Regions from separate parts of the Homo sapiens genome. Here all the other regions are linked to region 3. Evidence: chromatin contacts called from ENCODE Hi-C or POLR2A ChIA-PET data. All regions are on one chromosome and are shown on one strand. Each heading gives the region's core, a stretch centred on a gene start or an enhancer-like site at or near the end of the contact. The rest is flanking DNA. Distances are from core to core; before and after follow the strand shown.

Region 1 (3,461 bases), core at 505-3,004, 170 kb before region 3:
GTAACCCAACCTTTCTCTCTGGCTGCCCTTAACATTTTTTCATTCATTTCAACTTTGGTGAATCTGACAATTATGTGTCTTGGAGTTGCTCTTCTCGAGGAGTATCTTTGTGGCGTTCTCTGTATTTCCTGAATTTGAATGTTGGCCTGCCTTGCTAGATTGGGGAAGTTCTCCTGGATAATATCCTGCAGAGTGTTTTCCAGCTTGGTTCCATTCCATGGCCACACACTAAGCCTCTTAAGGTCTACATTCAGAACTGACAGACTGAATATCACTTCTCCTGCATTCTATTGGCTAAAGTAAGTCACAAAGTCAGCCCAAATGTAAAAGATCATGAAAAAGATTCTCCTGATGGCAAGAGTCACAGAGTCACCTTGTAAAAGGACGGAAAGAGTCAGGACAAGTTTCACAATCAATCTACCACATTATCTTTCAGATATTGGCTCAGGATAAGATACCTCAGAGAAGCCTCTCACAAGCTACTTGCCTAGACTACATTGCCCCATTATGCCCATTATGGACTCACTCTGTGAACCACTTCTTCATGGCCCTTGGTGCAGTTGGAATGTCATGTGTGTTTCTGTGATTATTTGCTTAAGCTCAAATCCTCCCTTCCATACACCTCTTCCCCCAAGACTTAGAGGTCAACTAAAGGCCAATGTCCCCTTTTCCAGCACCTGGCACAGAGTAAGTAGTAATCCACGAATATTTGTTAAAGAATGATTTCACTTCCCATTGTGTTATTTTGAGAATATACTTTCTGTTCCCTGATACAATGCTTTAATTAAGAAAGTAAAAAAAGAAGACCTTTTGCTTTTTGGGATGAGGCAGCGAGAGGATATTGAGTCCTGTGCACAGCAGAAACCCCAAGGGATAAAGTGATGATCATTGCCTCTTTGGGACCTGTGGCAAGGAAAAAACTGCATGGGTTGGCCACTGGGGGCTGGAAAGTAGCTTTAGGACTTAAAATACAGAGACTCGTGTGGGGTCTTCTCAGGAATTGAGACCCATGAAAGCAAAATTAAAAAAAAAATCATCAGGTTATTAGAAAAAAATAATGCGTTTCATTGTAGATTTGTTGAGTTTGAGGAACATTCATGAATCTAACACTTGGAAAAGAGCTGGAGATTTGACAAGGAGGTCTTAGTTCTCACATTGCTATAAAGAAATACCTGAGACTGGGTAATGTATAAAAAAAAGAGACTTAATTAGTTCACAGTTCCTCAGGCTGTATAGGAAGCATGGTGGCATCTGCTTGGCTTCTGGGGAGGCTTCAGGAAACTTCCAATCATGGGAGAAGGCAAAGGGGTAGTTGGCATGTCTTGTGGCTGGAGCAGGAGAAAGCTGGGTGGTGGGAGCTGCTACACACTACACAACTAGATGTCATGAGAACTCACTGACTATACAGTACCAAGGGGGGATAGTGCCAAACCATTCATGAGAACTCTGACCCCATGATCCAATCACTTTTCACCAGGTCCTACTTCCAACATTAGGGATTACAATTCAACATGAGATTTGGGTGGGGACACAGATCTAAACCCTATGAAACATGTAGAGTTGGGAGTTCACCGAGTATATGCTTAAGAGCAATCTCAACCATAGAAGTAGATGAGAGTGGGCAGAGTAAGAAGAGAAGGCTAAAGATGGAAGCTGAAAGAGAATCACATTTAAGAGGCAAGAGGAACAAGTAGGGCAAGGGGCAGTGAGGACTACCCAGAGGAATGAAAGCAGAAGTAAGAAAGAGCCAGTCTTAGAATTAGAGGAGGGAAGAGTTTCAAGAAGGAGGAAGTAACCCCCAACACCAAACATAGCTAACAGGTCAAAAGATAAGACACAAGAAACACTCAATTCAAAATGACATATGCTGTGAGTGTTATGAATTACTTTTCCTCAAAGGATTATTTGTAATGATGTGTGTATGTCTTAAAATTCTTAAAGTTAATATGGCATAAGTTTCAGGAAGGCAATTTATAAGGCTAAAAATCCAGACACAGTGTCCATTTTGTATTTGAATTTCTACTTTGAATGATTTTTAAGCCCCATTCAGATTCTTGTCCTCTTCCCACAATGCTATTTGGCCTCTCATTTCTATGCATATGTGGAATTGGTTATTTTGGTAATTTTTATTGCCACTCATATCAGTAAAGAATACCAGTATAGGTTAAGTCTAATTTATTCCCGTATTCTACTTAACTAAAATGAAACGTTAACCCCAATTTTTTTAAAGGCTAGAATAGCTAATTAAGCAAATGGGACATGCAAGATCCCTATTACCAACTGAAAATGTTGCTGCCAAACCTGGAACAAATTCATTCATTTGCTAAATAAATGTTGATTATTGAGCTGATCAACTAAAACATGTTTAGAATTACCTCTGGCTTCTGTCTTTCAGAGAATTATACATAAAAGCATTCAAAAGGGAGGAAAAATTAAGCAAGAAAATACTCTATGTACCAAATGTTAAGGATGCCTTTCTCTTCCTCTGTAGTTTTTTTTTTTTTTTTTGGTTTTGTTTTGTTTTGTTTTGTTTTGAGATGGAGTCTTGCTCTGTTGCCCAGGCTGGAGTGCAGTGGCACAATCCCGGCTCACTGTAACCTCCACCTCCTGGGCTCAAGAGATTGTCCAGCCTCAGCCTCCCAAGTAGCTGAGATTACAGGCGTGTGCCACCATGCCTAGCTAATTTTTTTGTATTTTTAGTAGAGATGGGGTTTCACCATGTTGGTCAGGCTGGTCTCAACCTCCTGACCTCAAATGATCCACCAACCTCAGCCTCCCAAAGTGCTGGAATTACAGGCATGAGTCACCGCACCCGACCCCTTTGTAGTTTTCTAATGTTGAGCTAATCATGAGCACAATTGTTTGCCAGTTTCTCTCTTCTTAGTCTTTTAAACAACTATTTTATTAAAAGGATTTCAGATCCGTCATTTCATTTTATTATATTTTTAATTAGAAATGAACTGTAACAAAATAGGAAATGCAGTGAACTAGTCTGACTTCTGCCTATAACCAGGTAGATATAGGTAATTTTTTTCTATAATTTTTATTAATTGAGACTCTAGCTAAAGGTTTGATAGTTCTATTTTGATATATACCCTTTTTTTTTTTTACCATAGGTGTATTCCTTAAAAGAGAATCTGTAAATTTACTGCTGAATGAAACTTAGAGATGTTTTTCTCCAGACCGTCTATGCACAGATGAACAAATGAGCCTTCTGCAGATTAAATAATTTACCTAAAATTACAAAGGTTTAGAGACAAAACTAAGACAAGACCCCAACTCTACAACCTCATGCTCTCCCCTACGAGTAAATACATGAGTGTATTTACAGTAACATGTAAATGAAATTTATTAAATTTAGTGTTATTTTAATCTAATAGGATAATCCATTCCTAAGAAGAATCAATTTCTAAACAAAGAAAGCTTTTTGTAATATTAACAATCTTTGTATGTCACTTTGA
Region 2 (3,022 bases), core at 64-2,563, 190 kb before region 3:
TTTACATGCTATCTTCTTTATCTTCACAATAACTCTACAGGGAAGTACTGTGATGATTCTCATTTTACGAATGGCTAAGTTGAGGCTTAGAAAAGTTGGATAATGTGGTTACAGTTAGGAGAAGAAAAAGCTCAATATTAAACCCAGGCAATGGGACTGGAGCCAACACTCTTGACTACCTGGCTCTAAAGTTACAACTCAGTTATGGAGACAGAACAGAAGCCTACAAATATTTAACAACACTTTAACTTTTCTCCCATCTGTTTGCAAATAAAAATAATATTTAGCAATACAATTAGCATATCCTTTATGCCAAATAAATGGAATGAACCACTACTTCTATGGAACACAGGAAAAGGATGCTTTCGGCACAGCAGAGCCTAGGATGCAGGACCTAGGGAGGACTGGCTCTTCAAACAGCAGATTTTATTGGTATTTCCACCATTGGCCTCCGCTGAGAAACAGTATTAAAAACATCTTTGGAAGATTAAAAAGGAAGTAATTTTTTTCAAACACTTCAAGTTGTGATCTACTTGCAAAGCCAGCTATATCAACAAGCGATTGATCCCTGGAAATATATGCAAAGGAGCCCCCTAGTTTGTCTCTGATCCCCTTCCTTCCTACCTCCTAGAGGGACAGGTTCTTTGATTTTAAGGCAACTTCCACTGAGGCCAGGAGTTAGCTGCCTGGGCTGTCAGTTTCTAGCAAAGGGCAGCCCAGAATAAATTTGACTCTTTATGTATCCTAATCTGGAACAGAAAGAGGCAAAGTTCTCCCTGTCTCCTCCCAACTTCACACGCACTTAAAATTGGCATTCCCCCTCTGCAGTTTTTGGCAGACCTTTCAGGAAATATTAAGTTAGACTGAAAATTCAGAGGTCCTCGTAACTGTCTGGGCTACTTTAAAATCTGGCATGTTATGAACACAACCTAAAAGTTGTTAAACATTGTTTCTATTTATTTTAGCAAGATAGCGGCTACCTAGAATCAGAATTGAGAACAATAATAAGCTTTCAAAAAATAATATATTTTTACAGGAGCTAAAATGTCTTACTTGATAGATATATTTAATAGCTACAAAACACCTCGCTCCACACTCATATTGACTTCAAAGAAGGGTCGAAATATTAAAATATGTTATTGCCTCTTTCTTGGCCTCCCACACAGAATGTAGGACTTGACTACAGCACTGTTGGCCAAGACAAAAGACTTCTGTACCACCTAACATAGCAACTGCAATGGTCTAGGCTGCAAATATGTTCTTCCTCTTTGGGTGCCCATTTAGCCTGTCTTCAGAGGTCAGATTTGGAACAAAAGAAAAGGAAGTGAGAGAACAATTTCATCTTCAGATGTAGCAAACAGTGTGTAACCGAAATGGGAATTTCAGGGGAGGTCTCATGTTTGACACAATATAGCGCCTTTTTCTTTTTTGGCCCTCAGTTACCTTCATGCAAATGTACTAAGATGTCAGAATTGCAGATATTTTACATGTTAGGAGAATTCTCTCATACCTAAATTCCCATGCAAATTGTACAATTCTCCTTAATCTCATTATTGATGGTACTCTTTCCAAACCGCTAAAGTGTGACAAAATGTGTACCTTACTGAAACAATATGTAAGCATTTCATGGATGAGTCCCAAAAACTGATGAACTATTTTCAGACATGGTATTTATGAGACTACCAAAAACTCATTAGTCTTGTCATTTCTTTTGTAAGTTGAAAAGTAAGCACATGTTATTTATATCATTGCTCTAGAGACACTGGTAATTTTGGTCTGGAAGACATTTGCATTTAAGATACACCATGCGACTGGCATCAGTTTATTTTTTAACGTTATGTTTATACACTAATCTATTACTAGCAATGGAAATATGCAAATATATCATGTGTTTTCTCTTTTTTTTTTTTTTTTTTTTTTTTTTGAGACAGAATCTTAATCTGTTGCCCAGGCTGGAGTGCAGTGGCTCCATCTCTGCTCACTGCAACCTCCGCCTCCCAGGCTCAAGCGATTCTCCTGCCTCAGCCTCCCAAGTAGCTGGGATTATAGGCACACACCACCACACTCGGCTAATTTTTGTAGTTTTAGTAGAGATGGGATTTCACCGTGTTGGCCAGGCTGGTCTCAAACACCTGACCTCACGTGATCTGCCCACCTTGGCCTCCCACAGTGGTGGACTTACAGGTGTGAGCCACTGCGCCCAGCCTCCTTTCTTCATTTGATAAATATATTTGGAGAATCTTATGCTTTGAAGTGAGAGCAGCACATCTAAGTGGACATTTATAATACTTCAGTCTCTCCACTAAACTAGACCAGAAGGAAAACAGAACCTCAGAACAAAAATTACCCTGAATTCTTTCTCTTCTGTAAACAGTCTTGGACTTCCCTTTCCATGTGGAATAGATGGAGAACTTGTTAGAGCTGACATATACTGTACATGCCAAAGAGACAAAAAGATCCCTGTGCATCAATGACCCCTGGATGTGAGAACATCAATGCCTAGTATAAAGTGATGGCCTGTTTCCTAGCAGTTAACTTCAAATGAAGACACCCTCACAATATGTGTGTGTGCATGTGTGTTACATGTACACAGCTTGTCATTTAGGGGAACTATATAATGCAGGCTTCCTTCTCCATAGGACTACCACCAATTTCATGTCACATTTCAGAAGATTTTGCCTGAGATGAAGTTTTAAAGTTCCCTGAAGACCTGTGGGTCTTAACCACTGATGAGAGTGCAGCCATCTTCAACAGTCTTGGGTGAATTAGATAGTGTTTGGCAGAATTGTCAGATTCCTCCCATCTTGGAAGCCTGAGTTTCTGTTCCTGGCACTCTAGTTGTTTTGCTTGATTCTTGATCCTCACATCCGGCTCCTCCCTCCTGGATCATTGACTGAACCCTTTCTCAGGCTTATTTGTCTGTGTTATTATTTTGATTTACTCTGTAGGTCATAACTGGGAATAACACAGCGAGTCATAAATGCCAAAACTTAATTAAACAAAGGACCCTAGGTCCTTTCCT
Region 3 (3,218 bases), core at 688-3,187:
GTGTGCACCACCACACCCAGCTAATTGTTGTATTTTTAGTAGAGATGGGGTATCACCATCTTGGCCAGGCTGATCTTGGACTCCTGACCTCGTGATCCACCTGCCTTGGCCTCCAAAAGTGCTGGGATTACAGGCGTGAGCCACCGCGCCTGGCAAAGTAGACAGATTTGATCTGTCTCTTTTCAGTGTAATAATTTAGCTAATGTTTAAGGTAGGGGAGGTATAGAATGTAATCTGTATGGGTGTTTTTTCCTAAGGGGGGACAACTAGTCAATGATTTGCTGTATAATATTCAAAAGATTTCTTGACCATATTTGTAGCATGAATAATGGTTCTTTGTCGCTGTGAGACATAGCTTTCTGTGGCTCTGCACAGCAACTTGAATCAGAGAGGAATGGCGGGATTCTGTAAAGGTAGTTCGTGATGGGAGCTCAGTGAGGGGTTGAGCAGCAAAACCAAAATCGGTGTGTCCCCTGGGGCAGGGACTGTGTCTTGTGGGCCTCAAAAATAACTGCCTCGGAGCAGACCCCACTCAGTACATGTCTGTATGTCAGTTGGGAGCACAAAACAGGTGTAACATTAAAATTTCTTAACAGAGTTTTGAATGAAAATAATCATTATCATCTTCAGTATAGTATAGTACACAGCACCGTGTGAAGTATTTTGACATACTCTTACCTGTAACCCTCAAAACAACCTTCAAGGTAGGAATTAGGCTCTTTTTCTGGAAAATGAAGCTAAACTGTGGAGTGATTTGGTAACTTGCCCAAGATCTCACAGCTCGTAAATGGAGGCGCCAGGACACACACACACACCTTTCTGGCTCGCAAACCTACGTTCTCTCTACTGCACGTGGAGACTAGACTTCCTCAGTCTCCATGTTTGAAGGCCCATCCAACCACCTTTCTACAGAGGCCAAGAACCCCTTTTCATTTCTCTAGATCAGATGTGAGAAATTTTCTTTTCACCCAGTGGCTATTTACTGCCTGTTTTGCATTAGCAAAACTCAATTTATTATATTTTGAAAGGAAATAGAAAATGTTTCACTCATCTAATTTCAAATAACAAGGTGAAACTCTACTCAGGAATTACATGAGATTAAAATTTATAGCTCAGTTATTGTCAATAAGAAAAAAGAAAGGGAAGAGGCATCTTTAAAACTTGCCAAAACTCTAGATGGCAAAAATCAGAATCAAGTACCAATGCTGTTTATCTTTAATGATCAAAACCAAAGACTTTTTCATTCTTAAGGTGGTTAAATATTATCAGAATTGATTATTAACAGTATTTACAACTAAGAAGTTTGAAAGGACATTTTAATTACTTTTGTATTTTTTATAAAATGCTCATTGTAAAAAAAAAAAAAAACAGAAAATGAAAAATTCAAGCAGTATAGTAGAAAAGGATCAGAATTCCCTCCAATTGCATCATTAGCATCTCTGAATATGCCCAACATGTATGGTGTTTACAGTAATGGAATCTCACCATTTATGCTGTTTATTATCCTGGAGATTGCACACGTGTCAGTGGACATAGAGCTTTTTTGAAATATTACTTCCCCATGATTTTAAAGGAAGGAAAACCTAAGCTTCCTTTGGGAAGTGCAGAGGGACCCGTTTTATGAAAATCTGCTCTCAGGGAGAAGTGGCTCCATCTTGTGGCCCTCTGGAGTTTGGTCATGAAAAACAGCCAAGGTCGTGTTGTGTTTTTTTTGCAACTCTCCTCGGAAATGGTGTCAACCCTGGGCTTGTCCAGTTAACTTGGTGGAAACCAGCAGGGACAAGGCAGTCCCCATCTGCCGGCAGAGCAGGAGCGAGGGTGCTATGGTCACAGGGGTTGCCCCCTTCTCCCCTGCTCTCTTGAGAAGCTTAGCTCTGCCCTCCCAGCTTCTAACACTGGGCTCCCCACAATTTCCTCTTTCATCTCGACTTCAACACTGTTAGAGAAGCTATTTTAGCAGCCAGGTTGCTCTGCCTCAGCCTTGTAGTCAGGGCTTTGGGGGTAGAAGACAGAGGCGCTAGGTGGAGTGTAATATCCCTTAAAAGGAATTTGAGAAAGATAGTCACATGTCCTCTTGCCTTACACGATCATATCCAAGGTTTGACCATACAAATTCCATTTGGAATGTTGGAAAAAAATCTGTTTGGAGATAAAATTGAATTTTCTTTTCTGTGTAGAGATGGTGAACACAGATGTGATTGGTAAGCAGTACAAATGTGGTCATTTTCTGTAAATAAGACCCTAATGGCTGGAGGTTTTCACTTTGTATGAACACCATAGGCGTATGTATTTTACATCTAAGGAAGCAATCTTTTGATTGGATGTTTTTTTCCTTTTTCTTTCTCTCCTATGCAGTACATAGTGGAATGTCATGGGATCACCCTTCTTCCCCAGTTCTTGGGCATGTACCGGCTTAATGTTGATGGAGTTGAAATATATGTGATAGTTACAAGAAATGTATTCAGCCACCGTTTGTCTGTGTATAGGAAATACGACTTAAAGGTGAGACTGATTTTATGAATTTTTGTAAAGTAACTCAAGCTTACTCTTCTACATTGTAAATGTTGTCATTGATCATCAGAAATGCTTAGGAGCCGCTCAGCACTTAAAGCTACCAGACAAGTAGCAGTGTATTCCTTCCTGTGAGGCAATAAGTGCTTGCTGGCCTCACCAAAAAACACTGGCACATGTTAGAGATATCACATCTACTTAAATATTCAGCCAACTGCATACCAGGCACTGTTCTAGATGCTGGAAGTGATGGGATGAACAAACCAAACCTGCACTCGGGGAGCTGACATTCTGGTGGGTAAAGACAGGCAGTAAGTAAAAGTGATAAGTTAGTCATAGAGCATACCCAGAAGTGGTAAGTGCTATAGACAGAATTAAAGAGGGGGAGGGTTTTAAATAGTCCTGTCAGGGAAGGTTCCCCTGAGAAAGATGACATTGGAGCAGACTTGAAGGAGATGAGGAAATGAGCTGAGGAAGAATATTGCTGGCAGAGGGAACTGTAAGTACAGAGACCATTTCAAAGGCTTGGAGATAAAGGGGGGCCCCTGGAAATTCTGAGAGTGGAGTGACATAATCTGGCTTCTGGTATCACCAATTCAGGGGAGAATGTTCAAGTTAGGGGTTGGAAAACTATGACTTTCCTGAATTCCAAATCCTACTTGAGGGACTTTTTTTTCTTTTCTTTTCTTTTTTTTTTGAGAAAGAGT

What was found. A loop is a pair of places that touch in the nucleus more often than their neighbours do. ChIA-PET counts read pairs that join two places held with the same protein, here RNA polymerase II (POLR2A). Pooled maps may share reads with other maps.
Region 1: a pooled map shows a loop between it and region 3 (2.1-fold over the local background). The contact joins two enhancer-like sites. A Hi-C loop is called at or near these places in 1 of 50 pooled maps. POLR2A ChIA-PET finds 5 or more read pairs at or near these places in 4 of 52 experiments (HEK293, WTC11, activated T-cell and 1 more).
Region 2: a loop to region 3 is called in a pooled map, with 2.2 times the contacts of the local background. The contact joins two enhancer-like sites. A Hi-C loop is called at or near these places in 2 of 50 pooled maps. POLR2A ChIA-PET finds 5 or more read pairs at or near these places in 4 of 52 experiments (HCT116, HEK293, HEK293T and 1 more).

What each region holds. Positions count from the first base shown.
Region 1 is chr10:22,741,189-22,744,649 of GRCh38, reverse strand. No RefSeq gene overlaps it. Among named protein-coding and RNA genes, the nearest start is that of PIP4K2A, 28 kb to the right of the region's middle. Within about 2 kb of position 1,754, at least 2 of the 41 ENCODE cell types and tissues checked have a DNase peak (open chromatin) inside an H3K27ac peak, as active enhancers do.
Region 2 is chr10:22,764,647-22,767,668 of GRCh38, reverse strand. No RefSeq gene overlaps it. Among named protein-coding and RNA genes, the nearest start is that of PIP4K2A, 52 kb to the right of the region's middle. Within about 2 kb of position 1,313, at least 3 of the 41 ENCODE cell types and tissues checked have a DNase peak (open chromatin) inside an H3K27ac peak, as active enhancers do.
Region 3 is chr10:22,572,595-22,575,812 of GRCh38, reverse strand. It overlaps PIP4K2A (phosphatidylinositol-5-phosphate 4-kinase type 2 alpha), which reads left to right. Exons shown (of 10, transcript NM_005028.5): 5 at 2,356-2,502. Among named protein-coding and RNA genes, the nearest start is that of LINC03027, 140 kb to the right of the region's middle. Within about 2 kb of position 1,937, at least 3 of the 41 ENCODE cell types and tissues checked have a DNase peak (open chromatin) inside an H3K27ac peak, as active enhancers do.